2 separate regions of the Homo sapiens genome follow, and region 1 is linked to region 2. A link is a contact called in ENCODE Hi-C or POLR2A ChIA-PET data. All regions are on one chromosome and are shown on one strand. Each heading gives the region's core, a stretch centred on a gene start or an enhancer-like site at or near the end of the contact. The rest is flanking DNA. Distances are from core to core; before and after follow the strand shown. Region 1 holds the start of PPFIA4 (PPFI scaffold protein A4). Region 2 holds the start of ADIPOR1 (adiponectin receptor 1).

Region 1 (4,917 bases), core at 1,066-3,565, 68 kb after region 2:
CCCTGTACTGTGCTGCTTCTGCTGTCATCCTGTGTGCCTACAGAAGCCTGGTCTTCCGTCCATGCAGAAATGCTTATGTCCTCCTGTTGTTTAGATGACTCCTATTGTTCAGGTGTACTCTGAGAAGAGAATCACGTTTTTCTGTTTTGCTAAGGAGAAAACCTTGCTGCTTGTCTCTCCTCCCACCCTCCACCATCCAAAATTAACCAGTGAGCTGGATATTACCTGGATATTGCCAGGAGGTGGGCATTAAGACAGTATTCTTTAAAAGTGAAAATCTTGTGAGGCAAACTGCTAAATTCACATTTTTGTTTTTTTTTTTTTACCATCTTCCCTAGGAATATTCCTAGAAAGCATCTGCTTAATTTTGCTGCTAACAGCTAACCTTATCCCACGTTGAGGGTGGTATTAAAACTGTTCACACAGAGTGAGCCTGGGTCAGTCAAAAACAGAATTTGGGCATTTGAGTGATAACAGACAACCTAAGGACAATGAGCACTTTGCAGATCTCTACAATTAAAAGTTGCCTCTTTGAGGCAGGAGGGGAGAAGCACAGTCCCTGCCAGGTTGCCTGAACTAAAGATGCCATGGAGCAGGAGTGTCTTGGTGCATTGTTCCCCGCTTAGGAGTACCTTTAAAAAGGGGGTGAAATAAATTTGGCTTAATAATTGTATTCTGACTCAGCTCTGAGTTTTTTGTGTCAAATTCCATGGTATGGTGACAGATACAGTACTAGATACTGCCTCAGCTCTCTCTCAGCATAATATTGACAAACATTTGGTAAAATGTGTTACCAGTCGTTATCTTGGCTTCAGCCTTCCTCTGCATTGGCTGAGTTGCCGTTTCTAGCATGATACATGCTTTATTAGTGACAGGATGTGAAGTGTCTCAGGGATTTCCTTTTGGTGAGGACCCCAGACCACCCGAAGAAGAATTAGAACTTTCTGGACTACAGGTTATATACTGTGATTTTGCTCTGTCAAGCAACATAAATTGATCCTTGAACGCTGTGAGAGTTATGGACACAGACCCTCACACAGTTGAAAATCTGCTATGACTTTTGACTGCCCGAAAACTTAATAGCCTACTGTTGACTGGAAGCCTTATTGATAACATAAACAGTTGATTAATGTGCATTTTGTATATGTAGTATATACCTTATTATAATAAGCTCGAGAAAAGAAAATGTTATTAAGAAAATCAAAGAAGAGAAAATACATTTACTGTTCATTAAGTGGGTCATCATGTTGAGCAGGCTGACGAGTAAGAAGAGGAGGGGTAGTCTTGCTGTCTCAGGGGTGGCGGGGAAGGAAGAAAATCTGCATGCAACTGGCCCTGTGCAGTTGAAGGCCCTGTTGTTCAAGGGTCACAGATTTAGCTTCACTTACCCACCCCTCAGATCAGAATTACTCAAGATTTCCCTGTCTTCAAAGAGACGCAAGGAAATTATGCCAAATGGTGAATATATTGGGTGGAAGATAAATGAGAGAAGGTTGTATGTGTCACTGATCTCAACTATAGCATTTGCTGCTGATATAGAACATGCTGTGTATATATCTATAAATACACACACATGAACACATTGCATGTATATAAAAATTGTTCACACTTTTAGTGGTGCTTACTGGGTATTGGTAAAGGATTGAGTAGGCACTGTGATGAAACTTCACAAAGCAGATGGAAAAGATGCATTAATAGCCACAGGGGGCAGGGTAAGGGAGCAATTCAGGAAAATGGAGAGGCTTAGCTAAAATTTGTCAGTCAGGAATTTTGGCATTTGAGACTTGTTTTCATACTATGTATATGTAATAGACAAACCCTTCATTTTGTAGTAACAGTGTTAGAACAGCCAGGTGCCTGAAGGCAAGCGACACAATTCACTGAAGAGCATACTACAGATGTAGTATCCGGATATCAAGTTTCCCCACTTAAAAAATGGGTGCGATCAAAGGAAAAGCAAGGAACGGGCAGGAGAGCAAGCGTGAAAGGTGACAAACTTGACAATTACAAGGCCGAGACTAAGGCCAATTTAGGGAACGGGCTGTTAGACTAGGAACAAGGGCGAGTTCAGAGGGAGGGGCAGAATGTGGGCAGCACTCCTGGGCCCTGAGACCCTTCTGCGGAATAAAACTCTGGCACTTCGCCACCTCCTAGGCTGAACCAAGATGGCGCGCGGCCTCAAAGCGGCGCTCTCGTCACGTGCCCGGACCCGAGGCGCTTGGGGGCGGGAGGCGTGGCCTCGGTCGCGGCAGCCCAGCCCCGCCTAGGGGGCGGAGCCGGGGGGGGTTGTCCGCGGAGGAAGGGGGCGGGGCCCCGCGGCCGCGCGCTTGGGCGGCGGAGGCTGCAGCTACCTCGGCGCCGGCTCGGCTCTAGGACGTGTCGGGCTGCACGGGTCGGGGGCGGCTCCCTGCTGCTTCCGAGCCTAGCCGCCTGGCCTTCGGCATTTGCAGGCAGGTGAGCGCCCAGAGCCTGGACTGGGGTAGGATGCGTCTTTTCCCCATCTCCAGCTCCCCTCGACAGTTTGGGGAGGGGTCTCGTCTATCGCACCTCGGGAAACAGCCCTTTTTGACTCCGTATGTGCTACCTCCGGCAGGCGTCGGTACTGCTTACCCTGCCGCCCCTCGCCCTCCTTTGCGGTGCCCTGTGCCCTTGGGGGTGAGGATAGGGGCGATGCCTGATCTGCGGGGAGGGCGTGGAGTGCGCCCTCTGCTCCATCGGCTTCAGGGGAGGGGGCCGAGTTGGCGAGTCTCCCGGTGGGAACGGAGCAGACTGCGCCCCCATTTCCCCTCCAGGAGAGTCAGAAAAAGCGCCTCTCGGCTCCGGGGCCAACCCCACTCCTTTGGGGACGCGATTCTGATGGGCTGAGGTCTTCGCTCTTCGCGGGGGTCTTAATCTTTCCCGAGTTGCTCATAGCACCCCTGTTCCTGTCGCTAGCTCTCCATTCCTCGAACTGCCAGCCTCAGTCTGTGCCAGAGATGCCCCCATCTCCGCAGTGCCAGGGCGGTGGGGTGGAAGGAGCGGCCAACCCGAGGCCTGGTGGGGGTGGGGACAGGGGTGGGCGCAACAGGAAAAGAGGGCTGGAATAGAGATGCCTGAACTGGGAGGGTGGGAGTGGGGCGCTGACTTACGTCCACGCAGTAGGGATGTTTTCCAGCGCAGATTTTGAGGTTTTGATGGTGGGTGGGAAGAGAGAGGTCGGGCTGGAGGACTTGGAGACATGGTGTAGGTGGTTTTCTTCGAGAAGGAGGAGGGATCCAGGACAAGGTGCCACTAGGAGCTGATGTCACCTTTGAGGAGAGGTGTGCTGGTAGTTTCCATCAGAGGAGCAGGAGAGTTGGGGCCGTTCTGTGTGGAGAGCAAGTGGTTAAGGAGGCGCTGCTTCGCAGGGAGATCCCCTCCTGGTGTGAGCTTAAGGGTCCCCTCCAGGAGCCAGGTTTCAGGGATTTCCCATAGTCCTTTCCAGAGTTCTTGGATCTGGTACCTAGTACTTTGCTCAACATCCAGCAAACATTTGTTGGACACCTACTATCTGCCAGATACTATGCTCGGTGCTAGGTCTTCTGAAGGCAATTTACAGCCACGGAGTAGCTGAAAGGTACACATAGGAGGCACACATAGCAGGTATTCTGTTAACACCCTTCTCACCGCCCATCCCCATTCTGTTACATTGCTGTTGGATTAGAAAAAGAAAGAACTGTGTCCACGTGCTTTCAAACAGCTGTCTGAATTAGACTCCAACCTACACACCCCCTACCACTATTAACTGGCCAGGTAGTCCCAGGGAAGCTGCCTAAGCAAAAGGGCAGCTTGAATGATTTCCCTTGGTTATTTTCTCAGATTTTGTCCTGAGGCTTGAGGAGGCTTCGTGGGGTAAACGGTATCTCAAAGTAAGGAGATAATGAATGACAAAATGGTTATTGGGGGCCAAGAATGTCCTAGACACTCTGTGTAGTGGGAGACGCCATCTCTGGAAGATGGAATAGTGTGGGGGAGGAGGGTGTAGAAGGGAATTCGCATCCAGTGGAGTTGGGGTTTGTGCTGCTGAGCATGTCGTGATGTCAGAACCGTGTGGTGCATGAGGTCTGGCTGCTGGGCTGTAAAGGAGGGCTGGAGGGGCAGGGCATGGCAGGCAGCCAGGCTCCTGGGTCTCATCTCTGAGTTGATTGCTGAAATCTTAGAGTTGGAAAGAGTTGTCAGGGATGGCTTATAGGTCCTCACAGAGCCTCTGAGGATGGCAGAGCTAGAGCTAGGCAAGAGAATGAGTAGTCAGGCTGTGGTGGTGATGAGGTGGGGATGAAGGCTCAGCAGGGCTGGGGAGCTGGGTGTTAAGGGGGTTTTAAGATATGGGCAGCTAGCCGAGGCCTTCGAATGCCAAGGACATTCTTCCCTGGGCTTTAGGCCCTACTGTGTTGGCTCCATAGGTGAGTTGCTGTAGAAACAAGGTGTGGCAATTGAGTGGTATGGGGTGTGTGTGTGTGTGCACACGCGTGTGTGAGTGTGTGTGCTTGTGCATGTGTTGGAGAGGAGGAGAGGTGAGGAGCAGGGAGGACTGAGGGAGTGAAAGCTGCCTCAAAGTCTGGGTCCTACGTAGGGAATTGAGAGAAATGGAGGGGAGGGAGTGGGGTCAGAGGGAGGGACAAGTGTGTATTGCAGCCACATGAAGTCACCATCTGTCCCCCTCTGGCCTGCTAGCTCACGGACCTATAATTAGCTCTGGAGGGCATACGGTGCTGGCTCACAGGAGCGTGGGACTTCGGGTGGCCAGCAGAGTGGAGGATTCAGAGGGACCATGGTCCTTGATGTACTGTGGAAGGGGCTGCTTCTAGGGGACCCTCTGCATTTGCTGTACTGGGAGGGGCCTGAGGCAACTGAGAATGTCACAGGGACAGGGCTGGTGGGGGAAACAGCAGTGGGGGA
Region 2 (4,931 bases), core at 104-2,603:
TTTTGCGGAGGTCTACCATAACATGGGCCTTCACAGGTAACATCAGTTTTTATGACTGATTTCCCAAGTGCAAATCACAATATGGGTACATAAAAGTTATTCCTGGAGTAAATACATTTAGTAGCTGCAAGCCGGTACCCTGACATTGCAATCTGTTTAGCACCACCCTAAATTCCTGGCAGTATACAGATAGTATACAACCTCAGGAACCGAAGTTGCACCATCGTAGCCTACCCAACTACTAGGAAAAGAGAAAAGCAGTGAACCGACCCCACTATTACTTCATTTCAGAAAAGAACCAGCCATTACAATCATTTGTTTTGTAGATGGCAGCCTATGTATTCTCCGCTGTATTTTCTAGCCCGTCTTCTGAATCACTTGAGGGAAGTACTATGGTTAATCTAGTAAAGTACCATGGCCTCCTAGCGCTCCTTTGACATCTGAAACGGTGTAAACTGAAATTGGCCTTGTCAGTTTCCCATTCTCCCAAAGAGCACCAGAAACTGAGGGAAAAAAAACACTTATCTATTTTCTTAAAAATCGAAGGCTTGAAGACCAAAATTCTCAAACAGAAGATAGAATACATCAATCCTAGATACCTAAGGTAATGAAATTTCATTTTCCCCCAAAGTACCTTCGATTCTGCCCCGCATTTCAGCCTTCAGGATTACCTTAACCCTGCAGAGCGATCACCAACCTCCCTTCCCACCCCATCAAAGTGAGGGCACTGTCAGGACTTGACCTGCCAAAGATTGTTGGTGGAGGAACCTTAGGGCTTCCTGGCAACCCAATGCGGCTGTTCCCCGCTGAGAGGCGGTTCGCGACCTAGGCCCGCAGCCCTCCCTCCCCACGCGCGGCGGCCTCGGGGCCAGGCTTAACTCTGGCTCTCTGGTCCCGATCTGGGGAACCCATGCATCTCCACCCCGTGGGGCTAAAGGCGCAGCACTCACAGGACTGCCGGGAGTCGGGGGACAGCCGGGGACGAGCGCCCACCGCACCTAGGCCGCCTCGGAGGCGGCGCGCAGTGGGAGGGGCCGGAAATGTTTACAACCTGACCGGCTGGATGCCTGGAGGCCAGGCGGCTCCTTGGCTGGGGCCCGAGCCCCCTGGCAAGTCGGAGCGGGTTCCCCCAACAGCTGTCTCCTCCGCAGGCCTGGGTCGGGGCCCCCGGGGTCCCCGCGCTCCCGCCGAGTCCCTGCCCACCGCGCAGCCCCTGGGAGACTTACAGCCGGGCAGGCGGGCTCTGCTGGGGGCCGCGGTCCCCCGCGCTACATCCCGCGGCGCTGGAGGCGGCCTGCGGCCGAGCGGCCCCGATCTTCAGCGCCCTCCCCGCGCCGGAAGGGGCGCGCGACCTCCCGCGTCACCTCCGCAGCCGCGTCACCTCCTCGCGGGCTCTGCCTGGGCCCTCCAATCCTAGGCCCTCTCGCGGAGTCCCAATCACAGGCCCGCGCCCGCCGGCCACACCTCCCGCCCCGGGCCCCGCCCTGCTGCCCCGCCTTCCCTGCCGCCTGCCCACCTCCCCGCCGCAGCCAGGTAACCTCCACCCGCCCCGGGGTAGAGGACGTTCGTCGGATTCTACACTCCACCTCGTTATCGCAGCCTGAAGTGCGTGATGGAGAAGAAATTTCAGAGAATGAGACAGAACGTCGGGAGGGAATGCTGAATTTTCTACCATACACCTTATCTCATCTCCTCTGTCCCCAAGGCTAGTCGTTTCACCTCTGAAACACTTCTTAATCTCTTCTTCAACCGCATGGTCCTTCCTTCCCTTCCACAAACTATTTATTGAGCCCCTACCATGTGCCAGGCCCTGGGCTAGACCTCAGTCTGCCTCCTGTTATTTTCTTATCAGAGAGCAGAATTGTTTCTAACTACTCTTGCTGGTGAACCCGTGCCCCAGTTCCTGCTCCCACAGGCACCTAGAGTGCAGATCGCGAGACAACATAGGGTAGTGCAGCCCTTGTCTGAACCACACAACACAGAAGGGGATTTCAGGGTCTGGCCATTTTCTCATTTCTCCCAAGAATGAAATAGTATTATTTTATTCCCACTTTTCAGATGAGGTAACTATCATTTGGAGGGGTTCACTAATATGCTCAAGGTCACAGACTGGCCAGGGACAGAAGCTTGGCTCTATGTGACTCTAGAGCCCCATGCTCTGGAGCCCCAGATACAGCAATACACAGTTGCTGAAAAGCAGAAAAGCAATGTCAATCTTCCTCTTGTGAGCAAACCTTTAACTCACAGGATTATCATAAGGATTAAACTATCTGATGTAGATAGAGTACTTGGCACAGTACCTCAATATGGCTGTTAACTCAAAAAAATTTTTAATTTTTCTTTTTTAGGGACAGGTTCTTACTGTCACCTAGGCTGGAATGCAGTGGTGCAATCATATCATAGCTCACTGTGCAACTAGTGCCATTCTAGAGGCAGAGAAAGTGACTCATTGTAATCTGATATAGGTGCTTCAGGGACGTGGGGTTAATTCTCTTGGTCCTAGTTAAAAGCATGGGCTCTGGAGTCACATAGAGCCAAGCTTCTGTCCCAGGCCAGTCTATGATCTTGAGCACATTACTGAACCCCTCCAAATGATAATTACCTCATCTGAAAAGTGGGAATAAAATAATACTATTTCATTGGGTCTTTGTCAGGATTGAGTGAGATAATTCATGCAGGCTCTTATTATGAGGCCTAGCCAATGGTAAGTGCTTTATAAATGTTAGCTATTACCGTGTTGCCATTTGTATAAAACCCTCAGAAACTTTTCACTGTCCACAGGATTGAGTCCAGGTTTCTTCAGCATAGTGTTTCGAGGCTCTTTGCGAGCTGGCTCTAACTTCTAAGGCCTCATCATTCTCCATTTTCCCTCTGGCATGTTGGGCCTTGGTGAACTAGTTCTCTGAAGTGAACTTCTCTTTCATTCCTCCAGGCTGTTGCACATGCTGATCCTTCTGTTGGACTGCCCTTCTCATTGTCTGCTGCAAGATGCCAGCAGTTTACAATGCCCACTTCTAGGTTTGACTTTGGCCTCAGACAATCCTAAATTCACATTTAGGCTCTGTCAGCCACTGACCAGCTGTATGACCTTTGGTAAATTATTAATCTTCAGCTCACATGATTATCATAAGGATTAAATTATGTGATGTAGATCGAGTACTTAGCACAGTACTTGGTACATGGCTGTTAACTCAAAACCATTTTTGTTTGTATTTTTAGGGACAGGCTCTCAATCTGTCACCTAGGCTGGAGTACAGTGGTGTGATCATAAGATCATAGCTCACTGCAGCCTCGAACTCCTGGGCTTCACGGGATCCTCTCAACTCAGCCTCCCAAGTAGCTGGGCTACAGATTCGTGCCACCATGCCCAGTTAATTTTTTATTTTTGTAGAGATAGGGTCTCACTATGTTGCCCAGGCTGTCAAAAATGTTACCTCTCTTTCCCCCCTTCCTCCCTTTCTGAATCTTTCTCAACCTCTTCCCAGCTGCACTTTGTATGTACCTCTGCTATGGTATTAGTCACACTGTTATAATTATTTGTCACTTGTTGGCCGGGCGCAGTGGCTCACGCCTGTAATCCCAGCACTTTGGGAGGCTGAGGCGGGCGGATCACGAGGTCAGGAGATCGAGACCATCCTGGCTAACACGGTGAAACCCCATCTCTACTAAAAATACAAAAAGTTAGCCGGGCGTGGTGGCGGGCGCCTGTAGTCCCAGCTACTCGGGAGGCTGAGGCAGGAGAATGGTGTGAACCCAGGAGGCGGAGCTTGCAGTGAGCCGAGATTGCGCCACTGTACTCCAGCCTGGGTGACGGAGCGAGCCTCCGTCTCAAAAAAAAAAAAAAAAATGTCATTTGTCTGTCTTAGACTGTGAGTTCTTTGGGGGTCTAAGACCAGTGTTGGTCACACTTTTATCCTCAGGGCCTCGCATAGTGCTTGGCACATGCCAGATCCTTAATAAACATTTGTATGTTGAGTGGATGAGACAAAAACCCATGCAAGACAAGGAATGGTGATCTTCCACGCAGGAAATTCTCTTTACAAGCCTGCTTCACTATCTGAGCCCAACGTTCCTAAGCAAGATTTTCCTTCCTGGAGGTGAGGTGGCTGAGACTGTGTTACAGAGCCCAGTGCCATACACATATTAGCTGATCAAGAAATGTTGGATGGAACACCACCAACAGAATTTACTGAAGGTTCTGCCCTGGGGAGGAGTGAATTCTGAGGGTCCCACAAATCTTTCTCTCAGAAGCCCCAGAAACAGCAATAGACAGTTGCTGAAAAGCAGAAAAGCAATGTCGACCTTCATTCTGAGCCCACCACATTGTTTTGTTGCAATGGGAGTAACAAAGAAGAATCTGGAGAGGCTGCCCTAGTCCTACCCTGGGAAAGGGAGTAGATTGGGTCATGCTACATAGCAGAGGAGAAGGGTACTCAGGACAGATGAGCCTGGGGGAGGCCAACTCTATCTGGGCATCAACAATTCCGGCCAGGGCTGGTGATGTCAGGTTACTTTTTAAAGAAGAAGGCTTCCCTTCCAAACAGAAAGACAACACTTTGATTTGTGTGCCAGGTTCCCTGAAGGATAAATATGGTGAAGGATAGGCCAAGAGAAGGAAGAAGGGGAAGAGTGGCCTATCAAGGGAACACTGTGAGGGGCAGCTGGGCTCAAAAATGTCCCCTCTAATGTGTGTTCTCCTTCCCCCACCTCGAGAGCCTCCAGGGAGAAGCGGAGCTCTGGCTCTGCTGAGACAGCTGCTGAGATGATCACTGAGTCTGCTGGCAGCTCACATTTCAGCACATGGTACAACTTCTCAAAGGTTCTTTGGAACACCTGGGAGAGTTGCATGGTGGCAAACCCTTCCTCCCTAGGTCCTCGGGGATTTGGAAACAAGGACCCCAGACACAACAACCCTTTCAATATCACACAGG

The links. A loop is a pair of places that touch in the nucleus more often than their neighbours do. ChIA-PET counts read pairs that join two places held with the same protein, here RNA polymerase II (POLR2A). Pooled maps may share reads with other maps.
Region 1: a loop to region 2 is called in a map of CD4-positive, alpha-beta T cell, with 12 times the contacts of the local background. The contact joins the promoter of PPFIA4 here to the promoter of ADIPOR1 in region 2. A Hi-C loop is called at or near these places in 11 of 168 maps with a recorded cell type or tissue (B cell, CD4-positive, alpha-beta T cell, CD4-positive, alpha-beta memory T cell and 6 more), 11 of 37 single-sample maps with no recorded cell type and 20 of 50 pooled maps. POLR2A ChIA-PET finds 5 or more read pairs at or near these places in 4 of 52 experiments (CD4-positive, alpha-beta memory T cell, H1, K562 and 1 more).

What each region holds. Positions count from the first base shown.
Region 1 is chr1:203,024,176-203,029,092 of GRCh38, forward strand. It overlaps PPFIA4 (PPFI scaffold protein A4), which reads left to right and starts at 2,316. Exons shown (of 30, transcript NM_001304331.2): 1 at 2,316-2,454. TMEM183A (transmembrane protein 183A) reads left to right here. Exons shown (of 8, transcript NM_138391.6): 8 at 1-673. RefSeq lists a silencer at 2,106-2,415 and an enhancer at 2,242-2,763.
Region 2 is chr1:202,956,959-202,961,889 of GRCh38, forward strand. It overlaps ADIPOR1 (adiponectin receptor 1), which reads right to left and starts at 1,354. Exons shown (of 8, transcript NM_015999.6): 1 at 1,227-1,354. It overlaps CYB5R1 (cytochrome b5 reductase 1), which reads right to left. Exons shown (of 9, transcript NM_016243.3): 9 at 4,915-4,931. RefSeq lists silencers at 1,023-1,582, 1,883-1,932.